Regions from separate parts of the Homo sapiens genome. Here region 2 is linked to region 1. Evidence: chromatin contacts called from ENCODE Hi-C or POLR2A ChIA-PET data. All regions are on one chromosome and are shown on one strand. The core of a region is the stretch at or near the end of the contact, and the rest is flanking DNA. Distances in the headings are between cores, read along the strand shown.

Region 1 (6,138 bases), core at 952-3,451:
AAAATCTTCTTTTAAATGTGCCAATTATAAAGGTGAAAGCAAAGACATTAATCGGCTAGGCAGCCAAACTGGGGAAGTGTTATTCAATCCAAATACATTGATTACTGCATCAACAAGAACAGGTTTAATGCGTAGGCAGCGTAAAACACTCTCGGGAAAGGGCTCCACACCCACTGCTTGATGATTATTTTATCCTGCTTTTCCATTTGAGACCCCTAGGCCACACCTTCAAAGAAAGAACAGATATAGACTGTAGATAGGGAGCCACTTTGAGATTTTCTTCCCATTCCGCTGCACTGTGGGAGGCAGGTGGCTTAGAGGCCTAGTAAAGATTTTTCAGGTCTTAGTTCCAACTGCTGATGCCATGCTGCGAGTTCCAGGGCAAGTTCTCAAGGATGGAGCTCTTAGACGATTTGCCAGGGAAGATATGGGGGCTCAATCAGCTTGTGACTGTAAGTGTAGATTGTTCTTGTTATTGATGTGCCTGAGAGTTGAGGCAGAAGCCTGCCCTTTTTGGGGAGCTCTCATCATGTCAGTGAAGCTGCAAAAGAAAAAAGCCAGATAAAGATGAAACATCCAAAGTCATTACAGCCTGGTCAACTAAGATTGTTTCTGTAATGAAATTACTGTTTGAGGATTATTCAAAGTTGGCACATGGAAGGAGTTACTTCGGTAATGAAAGGAGGAAAAAAATACAACTGGTCTGTGAGATCAAAACAGGAAACAAAACAAAACAAAACAAAACAAAAAAACCCTCCATGCAACGTCTTTTGGTGTACTCTAAAGCTAGGGGTTAGATCCAGTGTGTTGAGTTACTTAAGAATGGGCTGAGAATCAGAGTGATGTCTCCAAGCCCTTTGGCTTCCTGGGAAAGGCCTTTATTTGATGGGCCAAAAATATTCTGCTTGAAGATTGGGTCTCCACAGAATTAGACAAAGGGCATCAAAGCCTGTTCCATGGTGATCTGAAGGCTTCTGTCCAGGACATTTCTGTTAATTTGGATACCATCTATAGTCTCAAACTCATGGCGGTTGGTTGTAACATTTTAATAGCCAGCCTGGGTTTTTGGCAGGCTTTTGTTCCCCTAGCTTATTTTTCTCTAAGCTTGAGACTTGAGAAACTGAAATTTGAGAGCATTGCTGTGTCTTGGAACTTAAAATATAAAAAGCTGTTGGAGGTGATTTTTTTTTTCTTTCAACTGGTACACTAAAGAATGGAAGTCAGCTTATAAATGACCATTAGGTAATGTAACCAGAAGAGTTTTTTTCATGGACAATGTAAGCAGGTAGTTTGACCACGGATGAAGAATTCTTTTCTTTTTTTCTTTCTTTTTTTTTTTTTTTTTTTTGCTGAATCTGGAGAAGGTCAATTGTGGTAGGAAATACTTATGGGAGCAGTCTATGGTATGGTCCTAGCCAATCACTTGTACGTATATACTACTTCATTCAGGTTCCCCATAGCTGTCATTAAAGGGAGACTTCTCATTGCTGATTATATTGACTCTTTCTTCTCCCAGATTTTTCCTCTTTATGGTCTCTTAGGCAAGTAAACTTATCATGAAAATTTCTGAAGAGCTTTGTGTATTATTCAGTCACTAGGTGAACAGTCTATCCTTAACTATAATTTATCGATTATTATTCTCTATGGCTTTTGAATCCCTAAATGCAGGGAGAGAAAATTAATCTGACATTTTGCTACTTTTCATGCTTAGTTCTTTACAACCCTATTTGGTAAGAATCTGTTCCAAGATCCTGGAAGCATCTTGGCTATTTCCTGTTCTTTAATCCAACGCCAACCATAACTACTGCTCATGACCCCTTTTTCATTGGTATGATGTTTTTAAGTTTGTAAAATACCATATATAATATCTCTTGTGGTGTCACAACAGCCTCTTGAAGCAGGCCATCCTCAGGGGCAGAAATTCCTTCTCAGGCACCATGACACCTCCATCCTGTCTGCCATGGAACTCAAGTTCAGGCATTTTTTATTTCTCTTTCTCTTTTTCAATAAATAAACAGATAGAAAAGATCTGAAGCTGAGTTGAGAAACTGTCTGACTTTTTTCTTTAAGCACAAATTGACCTTCAGCTTTCAATGTGAAACTTAACAGAGATAGGCAGAACACCACGTGTCTTCATGGGTGCAATGACTAAAGATAGGAAGGCCTGACTCATGCGGGCCATCTTCCCTGATTACTACCCTGGGAGGCCATGCATTTGCAACGTCTCTCTGATTTACGGCTCTGTTCCCCAGGTCGTCTTCATTTGGCACAGCCACTAACTCCAGCCTATGCTCTCTCTCCCCAGCCTGTCCCCTTGTCCCCTCTACGTCGTGAATTCCCTTGCTTTTGCAGAACTTCTGCGCACCAGGTGGGGCCTTTTGAGCTTTCGCATCTCTCTTTTATTTATTTATTTTTATCCACCGGCTTATTCCATGTGCACCATTGTCTGAATTGTCATGCATTTTGGATTTAATTCCAGATCGTCAAAGGCATGTTTTCAGCTGAACAAACCAAATGAAGTAAAAAGCTTCATCCTCTTTTACTTTATTCTCATTACCCATCCCAGCGGGGAGGATGAGTAAAGAATGCATCCTCTAGATCCTGAAAGAATTTCTAATATTCATTCTTTCTCCATAAGATACAGAGCTTAATCCTTCCTTTAGACATTTTCTTTTTTTCTAAATAAACAGGGCCTAATTGGAAAAAGCTGAGAGAGCTAAGCAGAAAAGAATAGAAAACATTTACTGAGCTTGGAAGTGCATATTGAATACTGTAGGAAATTTGCATATGGATTACTTGGTGAAAAAATAGAAACATTCTCAGCCCATTAGTTACTGTGATGGACTCCCACTGACTAAAATCCAAGTACTTTTGCCTTGTTTTCTCCAACTGTTCTTTTCTGTAATCATTTCTCTTTAACCACGGGGCAGCTATTCTGTTACTGCACTTTGTGCTAAGGAAAAGACAACACAGAGAATGTAGCTGTGCCTAGAATGTGAGCAGACTGGCTCTGATTTAATCCTCCAGTGAACATTGTACCATTATTTCTAAGCTTTGGCAGGAGGGTTGCCTCTTTATCGAGGAGCTTCTAGGTCACATTTGCAGCTCTACAGTTGTGTTAAGTGACAAACCATAGATTTCTCCCTGGTGCCTCAGTTTCTCCAAATGCAAAAAGAAAGGTAATTTTTAGCACCCTTAATAGAGATGGGAAAAATCAATGAATATTTATAAAAGTAAATTGAGACCCTGGAATATAAGATCCCACAGAAATTCAAAGCATAATTAAGGTAGGGAGAACAGATTAGTGTTAAATATATGTGTGAAACACATTTTACATTTCCTTCCAACAAAGGCTGAATTTAATTTACTCCAAGTGAGGGGGAGAAAAAAGGGAAAAAAACGTGGTATTGTGAATTAGGATTCTAAATTTGGATTTTGATATGTTGATTGGTGTACTACAGACATAAAGCCACATGTTTACTTTTTCAGCAAATGCATGTGTGTGCATGTGTTTGTGTGTGTGACTGTGTCTGTGTGTATGTGAGATGGAGAAGATATATATATATATATATATATATATAGAGAGAGAGAGAGAGAGAGAGAGAGAGAGAGAGAGCAAATCTAATTATCATTGGCAATATTCCTCCAGGAGAGCCAACAGCAAGTACTAACAAAAGAATTGTTATCAAAAATATGTTTTCAACAGCTTACTTTTAATCCATTGAAAAGTCATTAAACATGCATTACCAGCTCTTTGCATTGTGGTATGAGGCGAAACCATTTGTACAAAGAAATATTCAGATATTGCCTGCAGAAAACATCTATATTACTGTGTCATTGTTTGAAGAAACAACTCAAACCCTCACTTTACAAGGGAATCATTGAATATTAAGAGATGTGGAAGTCAGTGTAAAGATCAAAATATCAATATCCATCAGCCCATTTTAGTCTATCCACAGTGGCTTAGAAACTGTTGGAAGGAATGATCTGTACAATATTGATCACATAAATGGAAAGAAATCCTAAGAGATAAAGGGGACCTTCTGTATATTATAAATACTTAAGTGCTGCATATGTAACAATTTCTCAAAAAACCAACAAAACAAGACAAATATTCTCAAAAGATTCTATCATAAAAAGAATACCCTATGGAAAATCCAAGTTCATTTTTTTTCCCCTGCCTGATTCCCTTGATGCAAGTGAATCTTTCATTGGGGTACTAAAGATATGGCTAAATTTTCTAGTGAGAGGCAGAATTTATCAGACAATATATGTAGTGCAGATCCCTCAAATCCCAGAAAAAAACAAGAAGTGGTGACTTGACTCTTCACCAGCCCAAGAATACATCTTTATTAATATCTGAACCAGGAACTTACCTAGGTAGCAATCACAATATGATTTTTTTAAATTAAACATAAATAAGACTCGCATAAGGGAAAAGCTGGGCTGGGATTATCAGTTAGCTCCCCCAGGACCTTGCTAAACGAAGTGTGGCCTGAAGACCAGCTGCATCAGCATCGGTTGGGAGTTTTTTTTAGAAATGTAGCATCCAGACCCCATCCCAGATGTGCTAAATCAGAGTCTGCTTTATAAGGAGCTCCCAAGGAGATTAAAGTGCAAGAAGCACTGTGCTAGGATACCATTTGGTATATTCTTGTTTCAGATATTATGTGTTGTTTCCATACAAAAATTACCTGATAAATTCTCAGTTACTGAGAATTTGACATTTGGATAATCTGACCCATTATTATTCATCAATCCCAGAATTTGTAATTTTCACGCATGGAGCACCTGGCAAGTTCCAGGCACTGTGACAGGCTCTGGAAATAGATGAGCAAAATAGATGCAGAACCCAGGAGTGGGCTGTTAAGCAGATGGCTACTGAAATTTGTACTTAATGTCAGATAGGTAAAGAATTAGGAAGGAAAAATACAGTGTGCAAAGAAGGTGCAAATTGTGTGAGCCTGGCCGGGATCAGACATCAGAGAGTGCCAGGGATCCCCTGGGTGGTGGTGCCTCTGGGGGGGCTTCTGGTTCAAATCAGCCACAAGGAAGCGGAAGAGTAGAGAGGTGGATTACGATTTCCCAGTAGTAAGGTGACCAAGAAGTAAACCTGTGTCAGTGAACTAACCTTTTTCCCCCTAAACAAGTATTTTATTGGCCATATGATTTTATTTTTGAGATATCAAAAGCTTACATGGTTTGCTCAAATTAGAAAAATAATAAACACCAAAAGTCTAGGGAGTATGCAAACAGAAGCTGTAAATAGGCATTTTTTTTTCCAGATCTGCCTTGTGAATTGTCATTCTCCAAATTATCTTGGCCTGGGGGTACCTGTGGCTAGGCAGTTTCTGGTTTCCCCTCTCTCTCTCACCACGCTTGTCTAAAAGTTCAGTCATTGTGCCAGTGATCAGCCGGATCCCAGATCTGTCTTTACTGTGTCTTCAGCTAACCTCAAATCATCCAGAAAGGCCAGTGGGTGTGTGCGTGCGTGTGTGTGTGTGTGTGTGTGTGTGTGTGTGTGTGTGTGTGTGTTCATGCTTATTCCTCTCTTTCTCTCTCCTCTTTTCCCTGTTGAGGTTGCTTTTCCATCTCAGTCATTTCAAGTTTGAATTTGATTTGCATTTCTAAACTGCTAATTATACCAATTACTTGCAGTGCTTCTGCATTCTAAAAAGAAGTCTGAAACTGACCCCCTTTATTAAAATCAGTGTCCGTTCACCCTGAAGTTTAGAGCTAAGGAGGACCGGTCGGTCCCTTTTTTTATTTTTTATTTTTTCTTATAAATATATTTTTTAAAGGGCCAGCTGCCAGTGGTCTATTTTTCAGGTCTCAAATGCTCATGTTTCTGGTCATGTTTTTCTGTAGTCCAGCATACATTCTTTAACTAAATACTACTCTTGAAAGATCAAAAGGAGCACTCCCTGCTTTCATTTTGTTCTTGGCTGTAGCTCATGGATGCCTTGCTTTTTTTTTTTTCTTTCTTAATTTACAAAAAGCTTTCTTTTCTTCAGAAGAAAAAGAAGTGGCTCTGTGGATCATAAAGAGATCATTAGTGTTTACTAATACAGTATGTTCTTAAGTTGCTTTACTACCACGTCTTTTCAGTATTATTTACTGAGCAGCTGAAATAATTGG
Region 2 (6,138 bases), core at 2,723-5,222, 83 kb before region 1:
TGCAAATGAAGAATCAAGGCTGGCCATGGGAATTACTAGGGTGTCAGAGTGAAATTTTGGTACCCAAATCTCTCCACTCATCCTTCCTTCCTTCAGGAAGCTCCTGACCAAGAGATTGTTGACTAAAGAAAAAAAAAACAAAAACCCAAGCTTTTGAAATGATTAACGTGCGTTCTATTCAGAAATCTTATTGAGGACTGTAGATGAGGCCTGTAGCTTGAGAGTTGCTCTCTTGAGAGGTTCTGTCAGCACAGTTTCAGCTCACTGCGTATATACAGGTGGTGGAGGTTCAGGACATGCAAAATCACATCAAACTTGTCCAGAATTACACTAAAGCAGAGTCATATCAAGGTTTGGGCATAAGAGTACACCTGGATATAGGTTACAGAAGCATAATCACTAAGACTGTCAGATATTGTCTTATGTGCAGAAAAAGGCAAGGACTAGGGTCATTTATCTTTTAAGGAAATAGTGACTCAAGCAAGAGACATGAAGTGGGGTTGGGTGTTCTACCTGGTTTTATCTTCAGAACATCTTTCTGGAGAGCTTCACGTTTTCAGAGAGTCAGGGACTTTGTGACGTTAGATTCCAGAGAACAGAAATAAAACATGCCATCTTACATTTGTTACTTTGTCTCACAGAGCATAGGCAAACAAGAACCATACTGATTAGGAAACGAAGCACCGTTTTATGAACAATTAAGTAGGCACCTGATAACATCACAGAGACACACACACACTAAAAATGGAGCTCTGGTAAGGCAGAATTGAGTCTCAATGGTGGTGCCCATGAAGTTGACCCAAGCTTTTTTCCACCAAGTCTAAGGTGCAAAAACTAAAACAGATTGAGATAGTTGATTTGCCTAAAGCAAGGCTTCTCAAAAGCAGCATTAATGACACTGGGGGCAAGATAGTTCGTTTCAGCAGAGGCTGTTCTGTGCACTGTAGGATGTTTGGCAGTTTCCCTTATCCCTAGTTGGTAGAGGGAAATAGAGGCCGGTAGCAAACTTCCACTCCCACCCCCTTGTTTTAACAACCAAAGATATCTCCAGTCATTGCTAGACATCCCCCGGGGCTTTTAATAAGCTTCCCAGGGATTCCCATGTGCAGTCATATTTGAGAAACAGTGTTTTAAAGAAGTACAGTCACTACTGGACATGGCCAAAATGCCTGCCTTGCAGATGTCCTGTGTAATGAACACCTTCTTGATGGTACTCACTCCACATAACTATCCTTCACTTTCAAAGTTTAGCATGCATTAGAATCACGAGGTGGGACAGGATTAGAATGTTGAGAAAGAAATCTTTCTCCTTCCCTGGGTCTGGAGTGGGTCCTGATGTTTTGTATTTCAAACAAGTTTCCAAGCAGTGCTGATGCTGCTGGACCAGGAGACCACCTTTGAGAACCACTGTTGATGACCTTCACTTCAACTCTTACCTAAAGAACAATGACCCAGTTGACCCAGTTGACAGCACCACTTGAAGACTGTGGTAGAACGATCTACTGAACACCTCATTCCATCACCTCTTTTCATCTTTTTATAGTGTTTTCTCCTTTTCTCCATCTTTTATAACTCACTATCCACTTAGTTCCACTGAAGAAACTCTGTCTTTATCGTCCACATTAATAGTTCTCCAAAGTGCTGGGAGTTCCCGTTCAGATTTTTTCCATTCCTTCTATATCCTTATTGATTGAATATTTTTCTTCACTTGCTTGCATTAAAGATTTTAGGAAAAGACCTAAAATCTGGTTTTGTTGTTCAGATTGTCCTTATTTGTGATATACTATCAGCGGGGATGTCTTCCTTTTCTATCGTAAATGTAGCACGCTGTAATAGTTTGTTATTGAAAGAGACTTTGGGAGTTAATTTAAAAACCTAACAGCCATTTTCAAACAATGAATTAATAATTTTTGACAGAAAACCTTTGTAACTAGGGGACTATATATTCAATGTAGCAGGTTTTTTGTTTTTTGTTTTTTTTACCTTGTGAAGTAAAATGTTTTGTAATTCAGACATATTATTTAAAATGCTTTGAAGTTTGCAAAACCCTTTGAAGACCAAGGCTGTGATTTACATGTCCCCATTTATATTTTTATTAAAATCACCACCCCTCCATAAATAAAGGTATTAATGGGTAAATATTTGGCCAGTTAAGTACCAGGACTGTGTAGGGGGCTTTCCTGCAGATGGGCAGAGGATGTAATTTCATTAAACAGGAGGTCTCAGTTACCCTCTGTTTGGAATCCACTGAAGTAGGACTTCTCTTGGCTCTCCTCTTAAGACTCAAATCTTCCCAAACAGTTTTGGCCTCCACATTTGTGATGCACTGGCCTTGGGCTTGGCATTGACCCATTGGCCTTGTCGATCCTCCAATTTATACTGTGCACTTAAATTCTAAAATGATACTTTTGCTCCATCTGCTTCTAACTTGAGTGCTCTAACTCCTGTAGTACTTGACCATTGTGACATTATACTGTAGTAGTCATTGAAAAACACTCAACATCTCCCAGACATTTCTATGACCCTAACAGAATCTGGACCGATTGTAGAGGAAAACACATAGATCTTAGAAAATACAGTGGGAAAGAGCACTGGCTGGGAGCCAGGCAGGCTCTGGGTCAGGCTTTGGCACTAAATAGTGGTGTTTCCTTGGACGAGTCACTTCTCTTACCTGGCCTGTATTTTTATGGCCTAGAAAATTGAGGGAGTTAGATGAGGTGGTCTGTAAGCTCCTTTTTGAGGCTGCCGTCCTGTGTTTGTGAAGTTTTGTATTTTGTGGGCTGGAGACCCATCAGAGCAGCTTGTTTCCAAGAAGCACAGGCCTCTTTCCACATAGCTCACAGGAAATACATTGTCTGGAAGAGAGAGAGAGAGATGCTTGGATACCTGTAGAAAATGTTTGGTGGCTTCTCTATTTTGCTATTCAGTGGCTAGATAATACTGCATTGGACAGCTGGGAAAAATAATTTTTTTTCAGTCAAGTCTTCAAATTTTGGTCCTCGGCACCAATTACATAATATATGCAGAAATACCTTTATGAATAAATATGTAGGACCCTCTCCAGAGAATAACCAGGTGCCCTATTAAATTCCATATGAAATGGGTAGAGTGTGGAACCACCCTAGGTGTGAAAAGAGTCCTTAAAGTGTTCCCAAAGGGCAGGATTATAGCAACGTATGGTGCCCAGGCTTATTACATTGGTTTTCCTTTTTTATTCTCCCTCCTCAAGTTTGTAAGAGACGGATGATTCCTATTGTTGTGGCAAGCTGCTCAGCTTTACCCAACGGTTCATAGTGAGAGAAGACATGGGGAGGGCAGTTAGTTCCTCAGTTGGGGAAATTAGACTGCCTTGGAGGTCACTGGGGGCAAAGGTGATCAGAGTTATGCGGAGCCCAGTCTGTCATCTTCATGATGTTTCTACAGACAGGGATACTTGAATGCACAGTGTTGAATGCATTTAAAGGCTGGATCCACACATTTAAGAAATCAGGATTAAGGAAGCTGTACAGATGTAAACTTTGAAGAAAACAATGAAAAAAAGAATAGTGGAGAGCTGAATACGTGTGGCCAAACTATGTCACTTACCAAAGGGCCAGTCATCATCTTTTATAACATGCTAGCACAGTGGTTTGCAGAATGTATTCTCATGCCTGCTTTCAGGATAAAAACGTTAAAGAGACATGCCTGGGAAATTCCTTTTCCTTTTAATCAGGATAAAGTGGCCTGTTGAGGCCTGGGAAAGTGTATTGGATTTCACCTTTGATCTCCCATACGTCAGTCTCTTTACAAGTGGTCATTTCTCTGAAAGGTACAAGCTGGGACTATTTGGCATTGAGTTCCAGAATGGCCTTTATCATCTTGATGACAATTTTTCCAATTTCTTTAACAGTTTATTCAGTTGTAAAACTACAGTGACTCATGTAATTAGAGGTTTCCCTCTGTGTCAACAGAGAGGATTTTTGGAACCAACAAGTTGGACAAGTTTCCTACCACACTTCAAAAGAAGTAGTTAATCATGGGATAATATTTTTAGGATGTCGAAACTGGAATATGGCTGGCTGCTAATCATCCCCAAATAAAACTCTTGATTAATTACAAATAAATTAATCCAAGAGTGACAAAATTTACTTGGGCCTCATTGAAGTTTTACCAGGTTGCTTCCTCCAAGCCAGGTGAACAGGAAGAGGGGAAAGATGTTCTTCTCCCTCATTAAAGTTCCACTTAAATAAATAAAAACAAAAACACTCTGAACTCACAAAGACAGATGGGCTATCTTGTAAAACATTTTATCCAATGAAGTGATTTTTTTTTTCCTTTCCTGGATTTTGTATCTCCCCTGAATGTGGGCAGCTGAAAAGTGTGTATAAAATATTCCCAGGAAAACACCAAAGTGAAATTTCTCCACAGCTGTCATAATAATAGTTCATTAAATAAAATGGTGTATTTAAAAAAAGACTTGAACATTTCATAAGCAACTCTTGGAGAGATACTGCAAATTAATTAAGTGACCATAAGGGCACGATGACAATCTGAGGTTTGAAATTCAAGAGAATGGTGACTCCGAGTCTGTTGGCAAGGTTATTACCTATTTTTCTGTTTCTGAGAAATTTATCTCCTAGTGCTTAGATCATAGATTAAAATAATGCCTGAGCCTGTGAAAGTTCCCCCAGGATTTATTGTCTCTGTGTGTGTGTGTGTGTGTGTGTGTGTGTGTGTGTGTTGTGTGCACACACATCTGCCCACTGCAGCACTCAGCATGGAACTTGGCTTGTGGGGTATTCTCAACTGATGTATTTATAAAACATGTGTATAACATTTATTATATGCCAATCCTTGCTCAGGTAAAAATGTAGCTAATTTAATCTCCTGATAACCTATCAGATCGACACTTTTACCATCCTATTTTACAGATGAGAAAACTGAGGCACGGAGGGGTTAGTAATTTGCCTGTGGTCACAAAGCTAGGAAGTGACAGAATTAGAATGCAAGTCCTAAGCTTTAGTTTAGGTATCCGTGCTAGGCTCCTGTGCTACGATGCCTCTCTCAAGAAATCTTTCTCGAAATGAAATTAACAGCTTTGTCTGTGAAGAGTTTATAAAGCAAGTTCACATGTCATTTCATTTAATCTTCAAAGTATTCAGTAAGGAAGGTAAAGCTATTCCCATTTTCAGATGGGGAAAACTGGTGCTCAGAGAGTGGGGTGATTTTTTTCAAATCTCCTTCCCTAGTAAATTATACAGCAAAGGTTAGAACATGGACACCCCTGTCTTCAGCTCTGGCTCTCTTTCTGCCATAGCTGCAGTGGGGTAGTAACTTCGATAGGACTAAGAATCCACTGCGGTCTGCCCCTTTTATTTTTAGCCCCTCTACTGGTCTTTATTTCTCCTGGAGATCAGCAGTTGATACTCAAACGCAAGGAGTAGGGAGGGATTTTGGCATCAAGAATGAGTCCTCCAAACGGCTTTCCTGAAGTTCCTCCTGGTATATCACCCACAGTTCTTCTCACACCTCTGTTCTATGAACAACTAGTAATCACTATGGTGGGAATTAATTTGGGAGTCAAAGTTCAAGGAAAAAATTCTCAGGTAATGCGCCGTTTGCTGGGCACCTATTTAGTAGGTGAGTCTCAGGGCTTAAGGCTGCAGGTCTTCACAGTAGCCTCTCTGTTTTTCCTCTAGCACTCTTGGAGTCTCAGGGAGAAAACTGTTTTCTGGTTTGAGTCTTATATCCTCCCATTTTGGCTACTGATAGAAACCGTTACCAATTTGGGCTGAGTTCTCTACTTCTTTCACAACAGGAGTCTTGCTTTCAATTCAAGTTGTCAATCATTTTTCAAAAACCCACTCTTTATTTATACATCTGTTTATTTATATCCTATCTTGTTCTACAGAAATTAAGGGGAGCAGAGAATAGTAAAACTACAAGTATAAAGTAGAAAATAAAGATTAGAGAGGATTGAAATTAGAGTAGGGCAAGGCCTGAGAGAAAAAAAAAAGAGATTTGATTTCTGTGTTCTTAGCCAGAAAAAATAAAACAAACAACAAAAACAAAATGTAAAACGCAGTGCATCCCAGAATTTTTGTTGCTGGTGAGGAGTTAAAAAAGTCTTCAAACGGTAAAGGAAAATCCTCACTTGGG

What was found. A loop is a pair of places that touch in the nucleus more often than their neighbours do. ChIA-PET counts read pairs that join two places held with the same protein, here RNA polymerase II (POLR2A).
Region 2: a map of cardiac septum shows a loop between it and region 1 (2.1-fold over the local background). The contact joins two enhancer-like sites. A Hi-C loop is called at or near these places in 1 of 168 maps with a recorded cell type or tissue (cardiac septum). POLR2A ChIA-PET finds 5 or more read pairs at or near these places in 2 of 52 experiments (activated T-cell and common myeloid progenitor, CD34-positive).

What each region holds. Positions count from the first base shown.
Region 1 is chr9:3,951,239-3,957,376 of GRCh38, reverse strand. The region is part of intron 4 of GLIS3 (GLIS family zinc finger 3); the gene reads left to right. Among named protein-coding and RNA genes, the nearest start is that of GLIS3-AS1, 56 kb to the right of the region's middle. RefSeq lists an enhancer at 2,393-2,913. Within about 2 kb of position 2,201, at least 2 of the 41 ENCODE cell types and tissues checked have a DNase peak (open chromatin) inside an H3K27ac peak, as active enhancers do.
Region 2 is chr9:4,036,130-4,042,267 of GRCh38, reverse strand. The region is part of intron 4 of GLIS3 (GLIS family zinc finger 3); the gene reads left to right. Among named protein-coding and RNA genes, the nearest start is that of GLIS3-AS1, 140 kb to the right of the region's middle. Within about 2 kb of position 3,972, at least 2 of the 41 ENCODE cell types and tissues checked have a DNase peak (open chromatin) inside an H3K27ac peak, as active enhancers do.